Regions from separate parts of the Homo sapiens genome. Here region 2 is linked to region 1. A link is a loop called in an ENCODE intact Hi-C map of the cell type or tissue named here. Cell type or tissue: heart left ventricle. All regions are shown on one strand. Links, peaks and the distances in the headings refer to the core of each region. The heading gives the core; the rest is flanking DNA.

Region 1 (10,611 bases), core at 1,884-6,883:
GTGGGACTCTGTCTCAGTAAAAAATAAAAAATAAAAATAAAAGGAAATACAAACGTTCTTAGTGCAGAATGAGTTCACGGTGTTCATGAAATATAAAGAAATTCACTGTGGCTACAGAGAAATGAGGCTTGAGAGTCTGGCATAAGATGAGGTCAGAAAAGAAGGTGGGAACGGGTCACAGTTGATGCGAGTGTAAATGCTGTAGACTGCTGTGCCCACCAAGAGCCCTTTACAGGCTGGTACAGGGCACAGCTACACCCTTCTCTCCAGAACTGCCAGACCCGCCTTTGAGCTGATGCCCCGCCCCATCCTGCGGGTTTGGGGAGTGGATGGACTACAGCCAGGGCACTGCTCTAAGGGGCCACTCCCACTCCAGAGCTCCCTCCCGGCTCCTGCTGAGGCTCCAGGTGAACCCACTTCTCTGCTCAGCTGCTTCCTGGTCTATCCTCGCAGGGTTCCCCTGAGAGCTCACCCTCAACCAACCACTCCCACAAGAGTCCTCCTCTCAAGCTCTGCTTCGAAGGAATCTGCCCTAAGATGGTAAGCCTGTGAGTAGAAGGATACCTTGACATGAAAAAAGACAGATGTAATTTCCAAAGTTTATCTTTTCTCCTCATTCAGTTTTAACATGACAAAGTCAAATTTTTGTAAATCTAAGAATGAGAATCAAAGTACTAAAACCAAAGCCATTTATCATGTGACTCTGTATCAAAGTAAATTATGTCATAATCAAAGATGAATTTTGTAAGAGAAAATTAAACTCCTCATTTTTATTGAAATAGAAACAGAACACTTTTAGTAAGATCTCTGCTAATCTGATACAACATTATTAGTAATGATCATTCTCGCACAATCTCTGTGCTAGACAGATGCTTACCTAGGAGTTGCAGGGCTGAATTTTTCTTCTCTTTCTATTTCCTTTCTTTGGATCAGAGGATTTTCAATTATCACTAAAACAGAGGGCAAAGTATGATGATATTACAAAACAGTAACAAGATAAACACTAACATCCTAAATAACATCCTGTTTAATTTATGATCATCATCGACTCTAGGCTTTAAAAATTCCTCACCTCATTCATCTTCTCCATCATCAACATATAACATATTTTGATACTGAGATGTCAAAATTGAAATCTTTATCTCCATATGTAACTAATATTCCAGCATTTATTCAAGGGATGTCTATAGCTATACTGGGCCCTATGAAGTTTGTGAAGCTTTCTGCCTTCATAGTCCATATGTTCAATGACCCTATTATTCAACTAGAGAGATACCATACATTGTCCTGAAAGTTAACAATACAAGGCAATATATGATTAGGTTCTAAATAACCGGTATGGGGAGTCAGCTGCTTGAGACCACAGTATTAAAGAGGAGTGTTTTCATTACCTGCATTACTCTTTTCTCTTTTTCTATCGTGAAGAACTAGTATACATGCTTTCTTGTTCCTTTTATGAGGCTAGGGCTCATAAAAGTTATCTGTTGAGTGACTAAGTTCCACACGTTATACTAGGTACACCATCTCATTTAATATTTACAAGAACCTAATGAGGTATTATTTCATAGTTGAGACCCAACAAGATTAAGAAATTTTCTCAAAGCCATGATGTAAGTCAATGTTGGAACTGGGATTTGAATCTAGACCTCTGTGTTTTCAAAGTCTCCTGTTCTTCCTACTATATGAGGCTGTTCTGTCAAAGAGATACTGGGGTGAGTAGATGTAAAAGATTTGGTATTTCAACTAAAAGTAAAGTTCCTTAAAATCCCATTAACAATTTAAATATCAGTTTTTATCAAAATCTATTCAGTGGTCAAATGTCAACTTTTATCAAAATATATTCAGTGGCTGTATTATATGTCTATAGAAAGATAACCAATTATAACAATAAAATGGGTTGGTGCAAATTGAAATATGTAATAAACCAAAGACAGTAAGGTTATTTAGTAAAAATATAACTATCACATTTGTATGCTTCAAATAACATTCTGAATGCCTCGCATTGCAGTCTTTTTTTTTTTTTTTTTTTTTTTTTGAGACAGGGTCTTACTCTGTGACTCAGGCTGGAGTGCAGAGGTACGATGTTGGCTCGCTGCAACCTCCACCTCCAGGGCTCAAGCCACCCTCCTGCTTCAGCCTCCTTAGTAGCTGGTACTACAGGCCCACGCCACCACACCCAGCTAATTTTTTGTAGAAATGGGGTCTTGCCATGTTGCTCAGGCTGGTCTCGAACTCCTGAACTCACGCAATCCACCCACCTCAGCCTCCCAAAGTGTTGGGATTACAGGCATGAGCCACCGTGCCCCACTGCATTATACTCTTAACACTTGACTTTTTCTGATAAAGTTCTTGAGAATTACGAACTGTGTCTCATTTCAACTCCTTCAGTATAGTTACCATAAACATACCACAGGAATAACACTATGATGGAAAAAGTTTAAGAATCAATGCCAACTTACCACAGTCACCAACCCTAAAGCTGTCAGAAAGAGACTTGATGTAATCTTCATTGCCCCAGGAAGCTGCATTTACAAAATGTGCTGGTGAATCCCGAATGGTGAAGCTGAAAGTGTACCTTTCTGATCCAATATCTAAGGGAAAACCAATGCTTTTATTTTTCAAATGAAGAGTTTCAATCGCTTCTCTGCCTTTTGATAAGTGTTACATGAAAAGTTTCATTTCAATTATAAACAAATGATTATTTGTTTAATCAAATAACTATTGATTATGATAATAAAAATACTCAAATACATAGTACAAAATGTTCTTTCAGATGTATATTCTATAACATGCTTCTATGAATTTCAAGCTGAAGTGGTAACAGGTTGCCCCCTTGCTCCCTTCCCTGGTGATCTGTGTATTTGGAGGGAAAAACATGTAAACTTGAGCCATCCAGGTATTACCTTAGGTTCTCCTTTTCTCTCTTACTGTTGTTTCAACCTAAGTCATAATTCAGATCTAAATAGTTATTTCAGTCCCAGCTACTTAGGAGGATGAAGCAGAATGACTGCTTAAGCCCAAAAGTTCAAGGCTTCAGCGAACTGTGATTGCCCCACTGCTCTCCAGCCTGGGCAACAGAGCAAGACCCCGTCCCAAAAATAAAAGTAAAAATAGGCCGGGCGCAATGGCTCACGCCTGTAATCCTAACACTTTGGGAGCCCGAGGCGGGTGGATCACCTGAGGTTAGTTCAAGACCAGTCTGGCCAACATGGTGAAACCCTGTCTCTGCTAAAAATACAAAACTTAGCCAGGCGTGGTGGTGGGCGCCTGTAATCCCAGCTACTCGGGAGGCTGAGGCAGGAGAATCGCTTGAACCCAGGAGGCGGAGGTTGCAGTGAGCCGAGATCCAGCCTGGGTGACAAGAGAAAAACTCTTGTCTCAAAAATAAATAAATAAATAATAATAAAATAAAAATAAAAATTGGCCAGGCACAACAGCTTACCCCTGTGATCCCAGGACTTTGGGAGGTGAGGTAGGAGAATCACTTGAGGCCTGGAGTTCAAAACCAGCCTGGGCAACATAGAAGGACACCATCTCTACAGAAAATTTTAAAATTAGTGGTGGCACTCATCTTTAGTCTCAGCTACTTGGGAGGCTGAGGAGGAAAGGTTGCTTGAGCCCAGTTTAAGTGTGCGGTGAGCTTTGAATGCACCACTGCACTCCAGCCTGGGAAGAATGAGTTCAGGGTGTTCATGAAATGTACACCCAGGCTGGAGTTCAGTGACGCGATCTCTCGGCTCACTGCAACCCCTGCCTCCCAGCAGCTGGGACTCAGCCTCCTGAGCAGCTGGGGCTACAGACGCACACCACCATGCCAGGCTAATTTTTGTTTTTTGTTTTTTTTTTAGTAAAAACGGGTTTCGTTTTTGTTTGTTTTTGAGACGGAGTTTCGCTCTTGTTACCCAGGCTGGAGTGCAATGGCGCGATCTCAGCTCACAGCAACCTCTGCCTCCTGGGTTCAAGCAATTCTCCTGCCTCACCCTCCCAAGTAGCTGGGACTACAGGCGCCTGCCACCATGCCTGGCTAATTTTGTACTTTTAGTAGAGACGGGGTTTCACCATGTTGGCCATGCTGGTCTCGAACTCCTGACCTCGTGATCTGCCTGCCTCAGCCTCCCAAAGTGCTGGCATGAGCCACCGTGCCTGATGAGACAAGGTTTTTTAGTAGAGGTGGGGAAGAACAGAGTGAGACCCTGTCTCAAAAAAAAAAAAAATAAATTTTAAAAATAATTAAAATAAGTTATTTCAAAACAAATTATGTGCTACTTAATGAGGACCACTAGGGGTCAGCAAATACTTTTTTTCCAAAATAGAAATTTCATATTGGTTTTGCTAATTAAAAATTACAACCTGGCTGGGCGCAGTTGCTCCTGCCTATAATCCCGGCACCTTGGGAGGCCAAGGGGGTAAGATTGCTTCAGCCAAGGAGTTCGAGACTGGGCAACAAAGTGAGACCCTCTGTCTCTACAAAAACTCCAAAAATTATTCAGGCATAGTAGCATGGACCTGTCTGGGCTACATGCGAGGCTGAGGCAGGAAGACCACTTGAGCCCAGGGTTGAGGCTGCAGTGAGCTGTATTCACATTGCTGCACTCCAGGCTGAGTGACAGAGCAAGACCCTATCTCAAATTTTTAAAAAAAGTAATATAACTCAACATACATGTAAATTATAGACATATTCTGAACTGTCTATTAGTGTTTACCTCTGGGGAGAGGACTAGGATGGCAAGAGTGAGGAGCTGAAAGGGGAATTTCACTTTTCAAATCTGTGACCTTTGGTACTGCTGGAATTTTTGATACAAATATAATGTTATATGTACAATGTTTTAAGTCAGTAAGCATACTTCTTCCAAAAAAGGAATACCACAGATGTCATCATAAAAAGAAGTCAAACAACACAGAAGTTTTTCTCCTTCCCTCACAGTCTGATAGGTGAAAAACTGTGAATTTCTTTTTCTTTTCTTTTTTTTTTTTTTTTTTGAGACAGAGTTTCACTCTTGCTGCCCAGGCTGGAGTGCAATGGCGTGATCTTGGCTCACTGCAACCTGCGCCTCCCAGGTTCAAGCGATTCTCCTGCCTCAGCCTCCCGAGTAGCTGGGAATACAAGCGCCTGCCACCATGCCTGACTAATTTTGTATTTTTAGTAGAGAGGGGGTTTCTACATGTTGGTTAGGCTGGTCCCAAACTCCTGACCTCAGGTGATCCGCCCACCTCAGCCTCCCAAACTGCTGGGATTACAGGCGTGACCACTGTGCCTGGCAAAAAACCGTGTATTTCATTTTTATAATTTTAGCAAGTATTTTAATAACTACTTTTTTCTAATTCACACATTTTAAGTGATGCCTTCTGAAATTTGGTAAAAGGAGATATAGACTTCCTCAAACTATTTATTTAGTATTTCTGATCTAATTAGTTAAGATGAAATAAAGTGCAGGCACAAATGATATGGGTACCAGATGACAGCTTGGTTATTTACCTTAAAGATAAAAGCATCATGCCTGTAATCTGATCACTCTAGGAGGATGAGGTGGGATGATCACTTGAGCCCAGGAGTTTGAGACCAGCCTGGGCAACAGAGCAAGACTCTGTCTCTACAAATTTTTGTTTTTTTTAAATCAACCAGGGGCTGGGCATGGTGGCTCACACCTGTAATTCCAGCACTTTGGGAGGCCGAGGCAGGGAGATCACTTGAGGTCAGGAGTTCAAGACCAGCCTGGCCAAAATGGTGAAACCCCATCTCTACTAAAAATACAAAAATTAGCTGGGCATGATGGCATGTGCCTGTAATTCCAGCTACTCGGGAGGTTGAAGCAGGAGAATCGATTGAACCCAGGAGGCAGAGGTTGCAGTGAGTCGAGATCGTGCCATTGCACTCCAGCCTGAGTGACAGAGCGAGCCTCCATCTCAAAAAAAAAAAGAGAGAACACATGTACTCAAATATACATATATACACACACGTGTACACACATACACACACATACACATGCACACACATACACACGTGTGTGTATACACATAAACATATATACACATATGTGTGTATGTATACATATATATAGAGAGAGAGAGAGAATGTGGGAGGGAGGGAGAGAGAAAGCCTTGAATCAGGTACTTGACCATCCAATAGAGAGCATGACCATTGCTCTTAAGGAGTTAAACAGGCATAGAAAAATTAATCACTTCAATATACTTTGTTGTAGTCATAAGCCAAAGTTGATGAAAAATGAAACCAAGAGTTAAACAGAACTCAGCTTTTTCTGTCTGGAAAGCCTTTGACATCTGTTTTCCCAATAACTATACCGATAACTTTCTGAAAAACAAAAAGGTCACAGAAGACCAATATTAAACACAGATGTACTTGATAAATTTAATTTCATGGGCTTGTTATACTTTACTGGCTCTAACAAACATTTCTGACTAGGAACCATTTAAATGTATTTATTCCAGGCAAACATCTAAAAGAAGTTCATAAATGTTCAATTCCACAAGGAATAGTATAAAGTAATCCAAAAGTTAACTACTATTACAAATATAATCATTTAATACTTAGCATATTTCTACTTTATTTTCAATCACCAGATGGAGCATAATAACTGCCCTATGCTATCAATCCTTACTGAATTCATCCAAAGCACATGTATAATGCAATTTAATTTGCCACAGTCTTCAAAGCTTTCCTTTATATAGGGTTTTCTAACAATCCACATAAAATCACTTAGCTTCTTAATCCAAACATGCTGGACAGTAATATAAATTAGACTGTAACAAAACTTATATTTTGCTGCTAATAAATCTAAATTCTAAAGTCCTAGATCTTAAAACTTAGAGATATTAACATCTCCTCAAAATGTTTAATGTTCTCTTTAGTGACTACTGAAGAAAAATTTTAAATGTGTTTTAAGAAATAAAAATGGGCCGGGTGTGTTGGCTCACACGTGTAATCCCAGCACTCTGGGAGGCTGAGGCGGGTGGGTCACCTGAGGTCATGAGTTTGAGACCAGTCTGACCAACATGGTGAAACTCCATCTCTACTAAAAATACAAAAAATTAGCCAGGTGTGGTGGTGGGTGCCTGTAATCCCAGCTACTCGCGAGGCTGAGGCAGGAGAATCGCTTGAACCCAGAGGCACAGGTTGCAGTGAGCTTAGATCCCACTATTGCACTTCAGCCTGGGCAACAGAGCAGGACTCCATCGCAAAAAATAAAAATAAAAAAAAAATAATAAAAAATAAAAATGAATACCTTTTCTGAAAGGAAAAAAACTAAACTTATTTTGCTAATTGCAGCAACTGATTTTAACCTTACAATAATCTTGACATTTAAATTACAATCAGGCTTTTAAGACTCCTACATTCTAGCTGAGCTATTAGCTAGCTTTATTGCTTATTTAGACACATTGATATTATTTCTTCAATTCCTTATACTTGCAGATCTCACTGAATTTTGTTGGAAAATCCAATTAATGGAAATGTTGAGTAAAACTTTCTATCTGAAGAGACCATTATTAGCAAATAGTTTACCTTTCAAGAAAAACTATAACAACAATTGTTATTTTTTAATATTTTAAAATTTTAAATTATTAAAGTTATATGTAAATGTATCCCATTGTAAGAAATCTAGTTTGCAAAAGCAAAATATAAATAGCAGAGTGCTCAGGGGCAGGGAAGGTAAGGGTGTGTGGTAGCTGCTTTACAATAAGTTCTTTAACTTATAAGATGATTCCACTTAGTTTTCTTTTAAGTAAGTAACAGTCGAGATGTGTTCAAAATCATTGAATTCCCCTATAACTCCTACTCAAAGAGTCAATTTTCACATCATCATTGTAGAAAACACACATGTTATAAACCTATATCATAAAAGCAGCATAATGTCAAGTACTTAGACCATAAATTGGATAATTTGGTCAGAAAATTGCTACTGCTGAACAAAATGGTTTAATTTTTTTTTTTTTTTTTTTTTTTTTTTTTTTCAGAAGAGTTTTGCTCTTGTTGCCCAGGCTGGAGTGCAATGGTGCGATCTCGGCTCACTGAGACCGCCTTCTGGCTTCAAGCGATTCTCCTGCCTCAGCCTCCTGAGTACCTGGGATTACAGGCATGAGCCACCACACCCAGCTAATTTTGTATTTTTAGTAGAGATGGGGTTTCTCCATGTTGATCAGGCTGGTCTCAAACTCCCAACCTCAGGTGATCCAGCTGCCTCAGCCTCCCAAAGTGCTGGGATTACAGACATGAGCCACTGTGCCTGGCCTGGTTTAATTTTACAATGCTAAATTTGAGCATTTATTAAATTTTTCACTTTATAAAATATTAAGTAAAATAATACATCTATTGATCATTTTGAACAATTACTAGTCAAATCTACAATCATATCTTCTACTCTACACACAAAGATTAATTTTCATCTAGGTGGCATAAATACAAAGAAATTTAGGTATACTTAATATCTAACAATTATACCAATGCAATGAGTATCTATATACTTGCCAATTATAAAAGCATGTGTTGAATGAATCAATAACATTGATGTAATGTTATCACATAAAATGTCATCAGTAAGCAAATCACCACATTATTGAAACCTACCAGATTAGCCATATTTGTCTGCAGATCTGAAAGGGTAGTGAAAATCCTCGCTGCAAAGGAGTTTGCCATTTTTTTAATCTGCATTTTAGAAAATATAATTTAGATATATAAATTGAATAAATGAAATAAATCATTTAAAAAATTCCAAGAGTTTAAAATCTTATTTAGGGCCGGACATGGTGGCTCATACCTGTAATCCCAGCACTTTGGGAGGCTGAAGTGGATGGATCACCTGAGGTCAGGAGTTCAAGACCAGCCTGGCCATCATGGCGAAACCTCACGTGGTAGCGGGCACCAGTAATCCCAGCTACTCAGGAGGCTGAGGCAGGAAGAAGTGCTTGAACCTGGGAGGCAGAGGTTGCACTGAGCCGAGATCGCACTACTGCACTCCAGCCTGGGCAACAGAGCGAGACTCTGTCTCAAAAATAAATAAAACAAAATAAAATAAAATAAAATAAAATATTATTGGCCAGGTGCGGTGGCTCATGCCTATTATCCCAGCACTTTTGGAGGCCGAGGAGGGCGGATCACAGGGTCAGGAGATCGAGACCATCCCGGCTAACATGCTGAAACCCCGTCTCTACTAAAAATACAAAAAATTAGCTGGGCTTGGTGGCAGGCACCTGTAGGCCCAGCTACTCGGGAGGCTGAGGCAGGAGAATGGCGTGAACCCGGGAGGCGGAGCTTGCAGTGAGCTGAGATGGCACCACTGCACTCCAGCCTGGATGACAGAGCGACACTCCATCTCAAAGAATAAATAAATAAAATAAAATAAAATATTATTTAGGAAAGCACTGGATAGTTTACTGCTTTGGAAAATTTTTATTATAATGGTAAAATGTAAATTAATATCGATTAAACCTATAAAAAACATGTTCAGAATGTCCTTTTATAATTTTGAATGATATAGCTATTATAGGTTTCAATTTTTAACTTTCATTTCTAAAACCATGTAAAATTTAGTAGTTTTTGAGCACCATGTAAATTTAGTTTTATTTTATTTTTTAATTTTGTTTTAACTTTTTTTCTTTTTTTGAGACATCAGTCTCACTCTGTGCCCCAGGGTGGAGTGCAGTGGCACAATCTCAGTTCACCACAACATCCGCCTCCCAGGCTCAAGCGATTCTTCTGCCTCAGCCTCCCAAATAGCTGGGATTACAGGCGCCTGCCACCATGCCCAGCCAATTTTTGTATTTTTAGTAGAGACGAGGTTTCACCATGTTGGCCAGGCTGGTCTTGAACTCCTGATCTCAAGTGATCCGGCCGCCCCCAAAGTGCTGGATTACAGGCGTGAGCCACCAAGCCCAGCCAAATTTAGAGTTTTACATGCAAGATGATTCAATAGGACATTTTTTTTTTGAGATGGAGTTTCACTCTGTTGCCTAGGCTGGAGTGCAGTGGTGCAATCTCAGCTCACTGCAAGCTCCACCTCCTGGGTTCACGCCATTCTCCCACCTCAGCCTCCCGAGTAGCTGGGATTACAGGCACCTGCCACCACGCCTGGCTAATTTTGTTTTTGCATTTTTAGTAGAGACGGGGTTTCACCGTGTTAGCCAGGATGGTCTCCATCTCCTGACCTCGTGATCCGCCCACCTCGGCCTCCCAAAGTGCTGGGATTACAGGCATGAGCCACCACGCCCGGCCTCAGTGGGACATTTAAGGATTTAAATATATATTAGCATCAAGCTTACCTCAAAAAATACAGCAAAAATCTACGTAAACACCTCATATTGAGCATTTGATTATACTGTGTGAAGGGAAAGGTAGTGATTTTTTTTTTTTTGAGACGGAGTCTCGCTCTGTCGCCCAGGATGGAGTGCAGTGGCACGATCTCAGCTCACTGCAACCTCTACCTCCCAGGTTCAAGCGATTCTCCTGCCTCAGCCTCCCGAGTAGCTGGGACTACAGGCATGTGTCACCTCACCCAGCTAATTTTTTTGTATTTTTAGTAGAGATGGGGTTTCACTGTGTTAGCCAGGATGGTCTCGATCTCCTGACCTGATGATCCACCCGCATCAGCCTCCCAAAGT
Region 2 (10,611 bases), core at 2,658-7,657, 130 kb after region 1:
GCAGCCCAGCAACAGTGTGTCCTGTGGTCATAAAACTCCAGGGACCTCTATCCTCCAGGAGTCTCAGCCTTTCCCTGGGCGCAGGCCCACCTTGGCATGGCCGCCTCAGGCCTCCATGGAGGGAGCTGCTATGTCCCCACCAGATTGGCCCCGTGCGGCTGCTGGCTTCTGTAGAGGCTGCCCAGAGGGGCCAGGTGGCACAAATAAGAGAGGGGAGATGGGGGGCAGCCAGGAGAGGAGGTGTCCCTTCCTCGCCCAGACACAGCGCGCTTCTCTCTGGCCTTTCCCGAGGCCTGTGAGTGCCTCAGGAAGCAGCTGGGCCCTCTGGGAAGGCTGTGTTCAGCTTAGGAACATACCGCCTGTATCTGCTGTCCCTCCCCTGCCCCCCTGCCCCCCCCACCGCCTTCCCTTTTTCCCTGTCTTCCTTAAAGTTTCACTCCTGAATAAAACTTCACTTTGCCTTAGAATCTGTTTTTCTTTTTGTTGTTGTTTTGTTTTTCTGAGACAGAGTCTAGCTCTGTCGCCCAGGCTGGAGTGCAGTGGAGCAGTCTCGGCTCACTGCAACCTCCATCTCCCGGGTTCAAGCAATTTCTCCTGCCTCAGCCTCCCGAGCAGCTGGGATCACAGGCGCCCACCACCACCCCCTGCTAATTTTTGTATTTTTAGTAGAGACAGGGTTTCACTGTGTTGGCCAGGCTGGTCTTGAACTCCTGACCTCATGAACCACCCACCTCAGCTTCCCAAGGTGCTGAGATTACAAGCGTGAGCCACTGCGCCAGGCCAGAGTCTGTTTTTGAAGGCATCCAGGCCAGTGGAACTCTAGTGCAAGGAAAAGTTCTGGCTTGAGCTGGTGTTCCAGAGCTGTTGACACGCAGACCAAAGGAGTTAGCACAGAGGGAGAGACCTCCCCAGGATCGCGCCCTGGGCTCCTAAGGCTCACAGGTCACAGAGGAAGGACCCATGAGGGAGGAGGACCTCCAGGAGGGGCATAGTGGCTCACGCCTGTAATCCCAGCACTTTGGGAAACCAAGGTGGGCAGATCACTTGAAGTCAGGAGTTCGAGACCAGCCTGGTCAACATGGCGAAACCCCGTCTCTACTAAAAATACAAAAAAAAAAAAAAAAAAAATTAGCTGGGTGCGGTGGCACACCTGGAATCCCAGCTACTCCAGTGGCTGAGGTAGGAGAATCACTTGAGCCCCTGAGGCAAAGCTTGCAGTGAGCCAAGATTGCGCCACTGCACTCCAGCCTGGGTAACAGAGTGCGACTGTAACTCAAAAAATAAATAAATAACTAAAGAAATAAATGAGTCGACAGCAGCATCAGACTTGCCCTTGGGATTGGCACGGAGAGGTCAGTGGCAACCTTGAGTTTAGGTGGCGGTGGGAGCTGATTCTGCCGGGTCAGAGGGAGAGAGAGGAGGGTGTTGCAGGCAGAGTTTGCTGCTAAAGGAAGCAGTAACGTAAGGCAGCTGGAGGGGAGGTGGGGTCAACAGTGTTTGGCTTTTAGGAGAAAGTGCAGCATGTCTGGGTGCTGATGTTAGTGATGAAGTAGAGAATGAATGACACAGAGGGGAGGTCTGTGGCCAACAGGTGAGAGGGGTTGTGATCGGACGCACAGTGTGATGGACTTGGAACACAGTGAGTAGCGCCTCTGGCAACACCTGCTCTGCCCACCTGTGCCCAGCAAGGCTGAAGAATGAGCTCCAGGGGGGCTGGGCCACGCAGCACCATCTGTGCACCCGGCTCGTGTAGCAGGGACCTGGGTTGCTTATTATCTGAAGTACAGGGTGGTAACAGTCTCCGCCACTACACAGGTCAAGCGCTTGGCGCTGTAAATGTCAGTGCAGACATCTCAGTGCTCTAGACAGAAACCTAGGAGTCATCTGAACTTCCAGCCTGCTAGGAACATGAGGAGAGGGACCTTGTTGCACCCAAGGCTGGGGTCTGTGGAGGGGACTCAGCGGGACACAGGGCAGCCAGGCACCACCCCCACCCGACTCCTAGTCTCTGATGCCGCTCCCTGCCCTCCATTCCAGACTAGGCGCCGCAAGTACGCTGGGGAGACCCAGGAGTAGGGAGGGCATTGGGAGCACCACCACCTGGCCACGGGCAAGGAGCGGAGACACCGAAACCAACACTCCCAGCGGCGCTGGCCACGGTGGCTCTGTCCCCTCCCTCAACAGGTGCTCCTGGGGCCAACGCCTTTCTTCCCACCAGATCCTCCCCGCCAGAGGCTAGAAGCTGTGATAGCAGCTAGAGCACAGTGGGGGGCCATGAGAAAGACCCCAGTTATCCATCTGGTCTTCTTGGGACCAGGGCCAGGGAGCCGGTCCCCTCTCCCGTGGGTTGGGGGAAGATGCTGCAGCCCGTGGACCTCCTACCCCTTTACTCCCTCACCCAAGTGCCCTTCCCAGAGGAGCGGACTCCTCCTGTCTGTCCTCCCGGCTCTAGCAAAGTCTGCGCCCAGCACCCGAGCCCCACCCTGCCCCCGGGGACCTGGCTGGTGGGTTCCTGAGGATGGTCTCCATCTCGGGACCGGGGCAGGCAGGTGAGGGTGGGGGATGGGAGGTGGGCGCGGCGGAGGGAGAGGAGGGACCCGGCCCCGCGCGCATGGACCCAGTGGGGGGCGCGGGCGCGGCCCCGCCCCGTCCCGCGCGTCCCCGCCGCGGCCGGCGCGCGCTCCCGGGAGGCGGCAGCGGCTGCAGCGTTGGTAGCATCAGCATCAGCATCAGCGGCAGCGGCAGCGGCCTCGGGCGGGGCCGGCCGGACGGACAGGCGGACAGAAGGCGCCAGGGGCGCGCGTCCCGCCCGGGCCGGCCATGGAGGGCGCCTCCTTCGGCGCGGGCCGCGCAGGGGCCGCCCTGGACCCCGTGAGCTTTGCGCGGCGGCCCCAGACCCTGCTCCGGGTCGCGTCCTGGGTGAGTGGTCCCTGCCCGGGCCCCCGCTCCCGCCCCTGCCTCGCGACCTTCAGGCCCCTACCAGCCCCCTGCCCCCTACCCCCTGCCCCCTGCTTCTCGCCCCCCGACCTCACTCACTCTCATCCTCGCCGGCCCCTCCCCCGCCGGCCTCAGGTTGGGGTGACGTCACCGGGCAGGGCGCGCCCACCTGCGGGCGGAGGAGGGGCCGGCGGCGCCGGAGAGGGACCTTGAGAGGTCACCGCCGGTCGCCTCTACCCCTACCTCCTCCCCGGGTCTAATTTCAGTCCCTTTCCGCAGCCCTTACTCCGTTTTTCCTGTTCTCGTGACCTGGAAGCAGGGACGGGGTGGGGACGGAATTCTCCGAGGGGCAGGAGGGGGCTACGGGAACCGAGAAGCGCCTCCCCTTCCCCCGCACACACACCCTCGGGTCTCCTTGGCAGGGAGCCTGTCCCCTGGCCCCCAGTTCCAGCTGTGAGTTGAGGGAGGAGAGGCTCTGGGCTGGGAGGGCTTCCTGGCGGCGGTGTGGAAGGCAGGTTTGGGAGCAGCCTAGCCCACTGGGGCGTCCCTGGGAGGGCCCTGCTGCTCCTTCCCTCCGGCAGGGGAGGTGGCAGTTGGGTGCCGAGCTCTGGGTTTTGTCCAGGTGGCAACCTCTGGGCCAGCCGCACCTCGGCGCCTGTCTTGGAGGAGGGCGGTGCCCACGGTGGGGCAGGGGCTTTGGCCTCCCCTGCGGAGTGGCTCTGACCAGACCGGGAGGCAGGACGCTGCGTTTTGGTCCGAGCGCACGTCCCGACTTGTGGCCCACTCTTGGGGACAAGTGCATGTCCCGGCTTCCCCCTTGGCTCCACTCTCGGAGCTGGAGCGGGAAAGGAGCGAAGGGATGAGGTTGAGGCTGGAGGTCGTTTCTTGGAAACACAGGGCTGCCCCGTGCAGCGCTGGTTAAAATGACTGCGGTCCCCCTCATGCCTGTCTCCCGGAACTGGTGGGCAGGAGGCATTGAGGTTTGACGGAACCTCAGAGGTCAACGGTGTCATCTTTTCAGCCCAAACACTTACAGGTGATATTAATAATCAGTCACGTGGGGGCTGTCATCCCTCGGGTACCCACCACGTGCAGGAAGCTGGGTGGACATGTCTGTCCCAGCACTGCATGAGCTGTGCCCGTCACCCTATTTGCATGCTAGAAAACAGGCCAGACAGTTCCCAACCGCGCAGGAAGCAACAGCTCCGCTGCCTCCATACCCTCCCTCCCGCCCCGCTCTGCCTGCTGCACTCTCACCTCCCCTTCGCCGTTCCGGCTCCAGCCTGGGAATCGCGGGCCCAGGTGAAGGCTCCTGTTCCCACACTCTTGAGTGGGCTCTGAGGGGACTCCACGGGCCCACGCGGTGCAGAGTACCTGGCTTGAATCAACCCCGGCTTTTGTCAGCCATGTGATCCCGGACAAGTCACTTCACCTGTTGGGGTCCCAATGTCCCCCGCATTTATAAAGAGAATAAGAACAATGGCGATCCCACGGGGACTTTCTGAGGATTTGGTGAGGGGACGCATGTAAAGTGGCTGTTTAACACAATGTCTGGGCATAGTAGATGCTCACTAAACGGCCCGTGTTGTCAATAATTACTAAATACGCGAGGGTTCGGGAAAGAAAGAGGTGACACCGCCCCCCACCCAGATACGGGCCTGGGAACGCAGGGACAGGCCCAGGGGCGTGGGCGCTCGAGGCGGGCTCGCAGAGGTCGGGTCGCCGCAGGGCCCTGAGCGCCGCGCCGCACGCAGGTGTTCTCCATCGCCGTCTTCGGGCCCATCGTCAACGAGGGCTACGTGAACACCGACAGCGGCCCCGAGCTGCGCTGCGTGTTCAACGGGAACGCGGGCGCCTGCCGCTTCGGCGTCGCGCTGGGCCTCGGAGCCTTCCTCGCCTGCGCCGCCTTCCTGCTGCTCGATGTGCGCTTCCAGCAAATCAGCAGCGTCCGCGACCGCCGGCGCGCGGTGTTGCTGGACCTGGGCTTCTCAGGTGGGCGGGGCCGGGGCGGTGAGCGCGGAGAGCCTTCCGGGTGGGCGGGGAGGGGGCGGGGCCTGGGCGGGGAACACCGCTGGAGTTTCCAGCTGGGCGTGGCCGTGACGAGGGGCGGGGACTGAGGCAGGGAGTGTCAATGGGCCTCCCGGGTGGGCGGGGAGGGGGCGGAGCCTGGACGGGGAGCGCCGCGGGACTTTCTAGGTAGGCGGGGCCCGGGTCTGGGCGGAGCCTGGGCGCGGAACGGGTCTGGCGCTCCCGGGTGGGCGGGGTCAGCGCAGGAGAGGGAGGCGGGACCTCGCGCCACGCGGCGAGCCCAGGCGAGGCGCCCCAAGCCTCGGGCCCACCGACCTTTCCTCCTCCGGGCGAGGCCGCCGTGGGCCACCGCGTGGAGCGTCGCCCTGACGCGCCGCACTGTTCGCAGGACTCTGGTCCTTCCTGTGGTTCGTGGGCTTCTGCTTCCTCACCAATCAGTGGCAGCGCACGGCGCCAGGGCCGGCCACGACGCAGGCGGGGGACGCGGCGCGGGCCGCCATCGCCTTCAGCTTCTTCTCCATCCTCAGCTGGGTGAGTGCGGGGCCCGGGAGGGCGGGGCGAAGGGGCGGGCGCTCGGCTGATCCCGGCTGACCCCGCTGACCCCGCCCCGCGCAGGTGGCGCTCACCGTGAAGGCCCTGCAGCGGTTCCGCCTGGGCACCGACATGTCACTCTTCGCCACCGAACAGCTGAGCACCGGGGCGAGCCAGGCCTACCCCGGCTATCCGGTGGGCAGCGGCGTGGAGGGCACCGAGACCTACCAGAGCCCGCCCTTCACCGAGACCCTGGACACCAGCCCCAAAGGGTACCAGGTGCCCGCCTACTAGCGGCTGGCAGGCACAGACCAGGGCTCCAAGGCCACCCCACCAACGCAGGCCCCAGGGTCTCCGGGACCTCCCTTGGGTCCTTCCAGCTCAGTGCCGCGGACAGAGTAGGTGGCCGCTTTGCGCCATCCGGGGCCAAGAGGGGGTGGACCCGCGTGTCTGGGCTGCCCCTGCCAAGTTCCCCCAGTCCCTCAGCACCTGGCCCCAGGACTGAGGTCCTGAGAAGGGGATAGCACTGCCCAGGACGTGTGTCCCTAGCCTGGAATGGACTGGCCTGGGGAAGGCTTTCCCCTCTTGGGCCACACCTGCTCACTCTGGGGTTGGGGGTCCAGCTGCCCTCTACGATCAGGTGCAGGGGCTGCCCAGGACAAAGCGGGGGCAGGGGAAAGACACCACCCTCGCCCCAAGACTGGGGATCCTGGCCACTGTTCCCATCCCATGTCCCTGTGGGTAGTGACTGTCTCGTTTCTGTCATGGTGGTGCGTCCCGTCCGGAGCCACTCTCCACTTTCTCTCACAGGCTGCTAGAACAGCCCAGCCCTGTCAGTGTTGTGATCATGGTCCAGTCTTCGGGTTTCACCTCCTAGTACTCCACAAGCTGCTCCTCTCTCTGTGGCCCCGGCCCCTGCCCAGGTGTGGGTGGTTCTGGCCAGGAAGGCACAAGGTAGCTGTGGGCCAAGACACCAGCCCTGTCCTAGCCCTTCAGTAAGACCTTGCCAGGAGAGGAGAAGGATGCCTGGGTGCCAGGCAAGACAAGCCCCTCAGCAGGAGAGAGGCCCAGAGGCTCCAGCTGGCCACCGTGCCCCACAAGATGGCCCCTGTGTGGTTCCCTTTACCTTGGCTTCCTGGCCCAGTCCCTGCCTCTCCACCTGCACCCTGCTTCCTGGCCCAGTCCCAGGTTGGAGTCCCTCTGCATAGCTGACTACTCATGCATTGCTCAAAGCTGGCTTTTCACATTAAGTCAACACCAAACGTGGTTGCCACATTTCATCAGACAGACACCTCCCTCTGGAGATGCAGTTGAGTGACAACCTTGTTACATTGTAGCCTAGACCAATTCTGTGTGGATATTTAAGTGAACATGTTTACAATTTTTGTATATATCACTCTCTCCCTCTCCTGAAAGACCAGAGATTGTGTATTTTCAGTGTCCCATGTTCCGACTGCACCTTCTTTACAATAAAGACTGTAACTGAGCTGACTGTGACCTGGACGCTCCTGGAATCATTTCTACCCCTTCCCTTCTGGTGCCAGGGATTGGTATCTGAGAGGCACCAGGGCCCCACAGGAGGGGACGGGGAGGTAGAGGCCAGGCTGACCCCCAGGCTCTGGGGGCTCCAGGTCCATAGGTCCCCACCACCACGTATCCCACTAGTCTGGTTCTCTGAAATGCTGCGAGACCCCTTGTTTTTTTTGTTTGTTTGTTTTTGTTTTTGTTTTTGAGATGGAGGTTCACTCTGTCGCCCAAGCTGGAGTGCAGTCGTGCAATCTCGGCTCACTGCAACCTCTGCCTCCCGGGTTCAAGCAATTCTCCTGCCTCAGCCTCCAGAGTAGCTGGGATTACAGGTGCCCGCCACCACGCCTGGCTAATTTTTGTATTTTTAGTAGAGACAGGGTTTTGCCATGGTGGCCAGGCTGGTCTCAAACTCCTCACCTCAAGTGATCCACCCACCTTGGTGTCTCTCAAAGTGCTGGGATTATAGGCATGAGCCACAGCGCCCGGCCTGTTTTTTTTTTGTTTTTTTTTTTAAGACGGAGTTTCACTCTTATTGCCCAGGCTGGAGTGCAATGGCGTGATCCCGGCTAACCGCAACCTCTGCCTCCCAGGTTCAAGTGATTCTCCTGCCTCAGCCTCCCAAGTAGCTGGGATTACAGGCATGCACCACCATGCCCGGATAATTTTGTATTTTTAGTAGAGATGAGGTTTCTCCATGTTGGTCAGGCTGGTCTCAAACTCCCGACCTCAGGTGATCCACCCACCTCGGCCTCCCAAAGCGCTGGGATTACAGGCGTGAGCCACCACAACGGGCCTAGAGTGAACCTGTTTTTTTTTTTGTTTGTTTTTTTGAGGGATAAATAAATAAATAAATAAATAAATGCCTAGGCTAGAGTGCAGTGGCAAAATCTTGGCTTACTTTAACCTCTGGCTGGCTGCAACATCCACCTCCTGGGCTCATGTGATCCTCCCTGCTCAGCCTCCTGAGTAGCTGGGACCACAGGCATGTGCCACCATGCCCAGCTAATTTTAAAGTTTTTTGTAGAGATGGAGTCTCCTTATATTGCTTGGGCTGGTCTTGAACTCCTGAGCTCAAGTGATCCTCCCACCTTGGTCTCCTAAAATGCTGGGATTTCAGGCATAAGCCACCGCGTCCGACCCTGATGATTTCACTCTTATGTTCTAGCATTCTATAACGCTGATGAGAGTGATGCTAATGGTACCATTTGCATTGTTTGTAAGTGATCTTGTTGGTAATGATTTGTAGGGTTCTTTTCTGTAAATCCTTGTCTAGATAAGAATTTCTTATCGTTGATCCTGTTTGGTCCTTGATGGTTTGTTTTCTCTCTTGGTGTTGGGGTGAGCAGTCACGGTTTTTCGCATGTCCTCTTCTCGCCACCTTCTATTCCTGGGACTCCTGTAAGATTTGCCGTGAAGCCTCCAGTACCAGGTCCCTATTCCATGGCCTTCCATGGCCACACCCTTCCCCACTTCTCACTGCTACCTTTTGCAGTTACATCCCCCAGCTTGGGTTTACTTTTGAACCCATCTATTGGGGTTTTTATCTCAATTACTTTTTCATTCCTAGGATTTTTGAGACAGAGTCTCACTCTGTCACCCAGACTGGAGTGCAGTGGTGAGATCTCAGCTCACTGCAACCTCCACCTGCCAGGCTCAAGTAATTCTTGTGTCTCAGCCTCCCAAGTAGCTGGGATTACAGGCATGCACCACTACACCTGGCTCATTTTTTGTATTTTTAGTAGAGATGGGGTTTCACCATGTTGGCCAGGCTGGTCTCGAACTCTTGACCTCAGGTTATCCACCTGCCTCAGCCTCCCAAAGTGCTAGGATTACAGGCATGAGCGACTGCACCCAACCTCATTCCTAGGATTTCTAACTGTTTTTTTTTTCATAACTTCCTGGTTGAATGAAGCACAGCTAAGAACCATCTCTGGAGCCAAAATGCTGGCTTTGCCCCTTTCTAGCTCAGTCATCCTGGGTAAGTCTCTCAACCTGTCTGTGCCTCAGGTTCTCCTTCTGTAAAAGGGCCATCGTGGTTCCTGTGGCGTGGGAGGGTGACAATTACTGTGGTGAGGGGTGTGGAGCTTGCAGCAGTGCTTGTCACAGCAACTGCCACTCAAGTGTTGCCCCATATTCCTCTAGCTCTTGCTCCTTCTTTAAGAAGTCATTTTTTAGCCAGGGGCGGTGGCTCATGCCTGTAATCCCAACACTTTGGGAGGCCGAGGTGGGTGGATCACCTGAGGTTGGGAGTTCCAGACCAGCCTGACCAACATGGAGAAACCCCATCTCTACTAAAAGTACAAAAAATTAGCCAGGCATGGTGGCGTATGCCTGTAGTCCCAGCTACTCGGGAGGCTGAGACAGAATCGCTTGAACCCGGGAGGCGGACGTTGTGGTGAGCCGAGATCACGCTTTCGCACTCCAGCCCGGGCAAGAAGAGCGAATCTCCCTCTCAAAACAAAAGTCATTTTTAGCCGAACACAGTGGCTCATTCCTGTAACCTGGCACTTTGAGAGGCCGAGGCAGGAGGATTGTTGGAGCCCAGGAGGTCAAGGCGAGCCTTGGCAACATAGCAAGACCCCTTCTCTACAAAAAATATCAGCTGGGCATGGTGGCGCACACTTGTAGTTCCAACTACTCAGGAGGCTGAGGTGGGTCACCTGAGCCTCAGGAGGTCAAGACTGCACTGAGCTGAGATCACACCACTGCACTCCAGCCTGGGTGACAGGGCCAGACCCGGAAAGAGAAGTTCTTTCCAATAACCTTAAGGAAACAGCCCATTTCTCAGACTGCTCTACTCTTCTGTGGAGCTGGTCTTGCTTAGGAACCTACCATCCCCTGCCAAGTGGGCATCAGCTGTGAGGCGCCTCTGGTGTGGGGGGAATGCAGGTGGCCCCTACCCAGCCTCTCATCTCCTAGCCAGCCCCAGCATGGCCATCACCCAGGGGACACAGTTGAGTCCCAGTGTCCAAGTCCTCAGCTACAGGGGGGCAGTGCCAATGCCGCCACATGGCTGACCCAGCCCCTCTGCAGCCACTGACCTTGGCTCTTCATCACCATGGGAGCCCCTTTCTGCTTGCTTTAGAGAAATTTCCCCACTTTCTCTGATCTGAGGACATATTCTTGGCCTTATTTGAATGTGGCTGTGTTTAGAGCATTTTTCCTACTTCTATGTGCTGGAAGCAGAAAGTGATTACCGTATGTGTCTGGTCTCCCTCCAAAAACACCAGATCCAGATAATTACGCTCAAATTATTTCGCTGCAGTATTTCAGATGTCCCCTCCACCCTGTTTCTAAATTTGGCTTCAGGGTATACTCAGAAGACAGAGAAGCTCAGAACACCAGCTATGCGTGGTATTGCAAAATAAATTTATTTGAAGATAAACTGTCTTATAAAAGGTCAGAGGCAATTTGAGATCCCAGATTCAGCTTGTCTCATAAAAAGATTCAACTTCAAGTAGCACAATTTCTTGTCTGCTTTTAATCCTGAACATTCTTGAAGCATGAAACAGCCAACTGTTTACACAACACATCTGTGACATCTGACTCTGGCACCAGTGGCGCCGCAGCTTTCAGCTCTGAGGCCCC

Evidence for each region. Hi-C counts contacts between places; a loop is a spot of excess contacts. Peaks named below come from ENCODE experiments on the same cell type or tissue, not always from the same donor. Only the 100,000 strongest peaks of a DNase experiment are listed, where the experiment ranks them.
Region 2: a loop joins it to region 1, with 3 times the contacts of the local background. A loop is called at or near these places in 1 of 110 quality-filtered maps.

What each region holds. Positions count from the first base shown.
Region 1 is chr16:1,859,526-1,870,136 of GRCh38, forward strand. MEIOB (meiosis specific with OB-fold) reads right to left here. Exons shown (of 14, transcript NM_001163560.3): 2 at 8,582-8,659; 3 at 6,253-6,310; 4 at 2,460-2,591; 5 at 878-950. The coding sequence starts at 8,650. Among named protein-coding and RNA genes, the nearest start is that of MEIOB, 7.3 kb to the right of the region's middle. In heart left ventricle, for the core only: a CTCF peak has its summit at 4,283 (motif pointing right); no DNase peak of the experiment used is centred there; H3K27me3 peaks cover 3,925 bases.
Region 2 is chr16:1,987,283-1,997,893 of GRCh38, forward strand. It overlaps SYNGR3 (synaptogyrin 3), which reads left to right and starts at 2,688. Exons shown (of 4, transcript NM_004209.6): 1 at 2,688-2,919; 2 at 4,692-4,929; 3 at 5,354-5,496; 4 at 5,581-6,993. The coding sequence starts at 2,821. The coding sequence ends at 5,790. It overlaps GFER (growth factor, augmenter of liver regeneration), which reads left to right. Exons shown (of 3, transcript NM_005262.3): 3 at 1-467. It overlaps ZNF598 (zinc finger protein 598, E3 ubiquitin ligase), which reads right to left. Exons shown (of 14, transcript NM_178167.5): 14 at 10,372-10,611. RefSeq lists enhancers at 1,646-2,225, 4,544-5,121, 5,702-6,279 and silencers at 2,818-2,907, 2,988-3,107, 4,148-4,227, 4,950-5,319. In heart left ventricle, for the core only: no CTCF peak of the experiment used is centred there; DNase peaks (open chromatin) are centred at 5,059 and 5,869; H3K4me3 peaks cover 2,188 bases; H3K27me3 peaks cover 2,021 bases.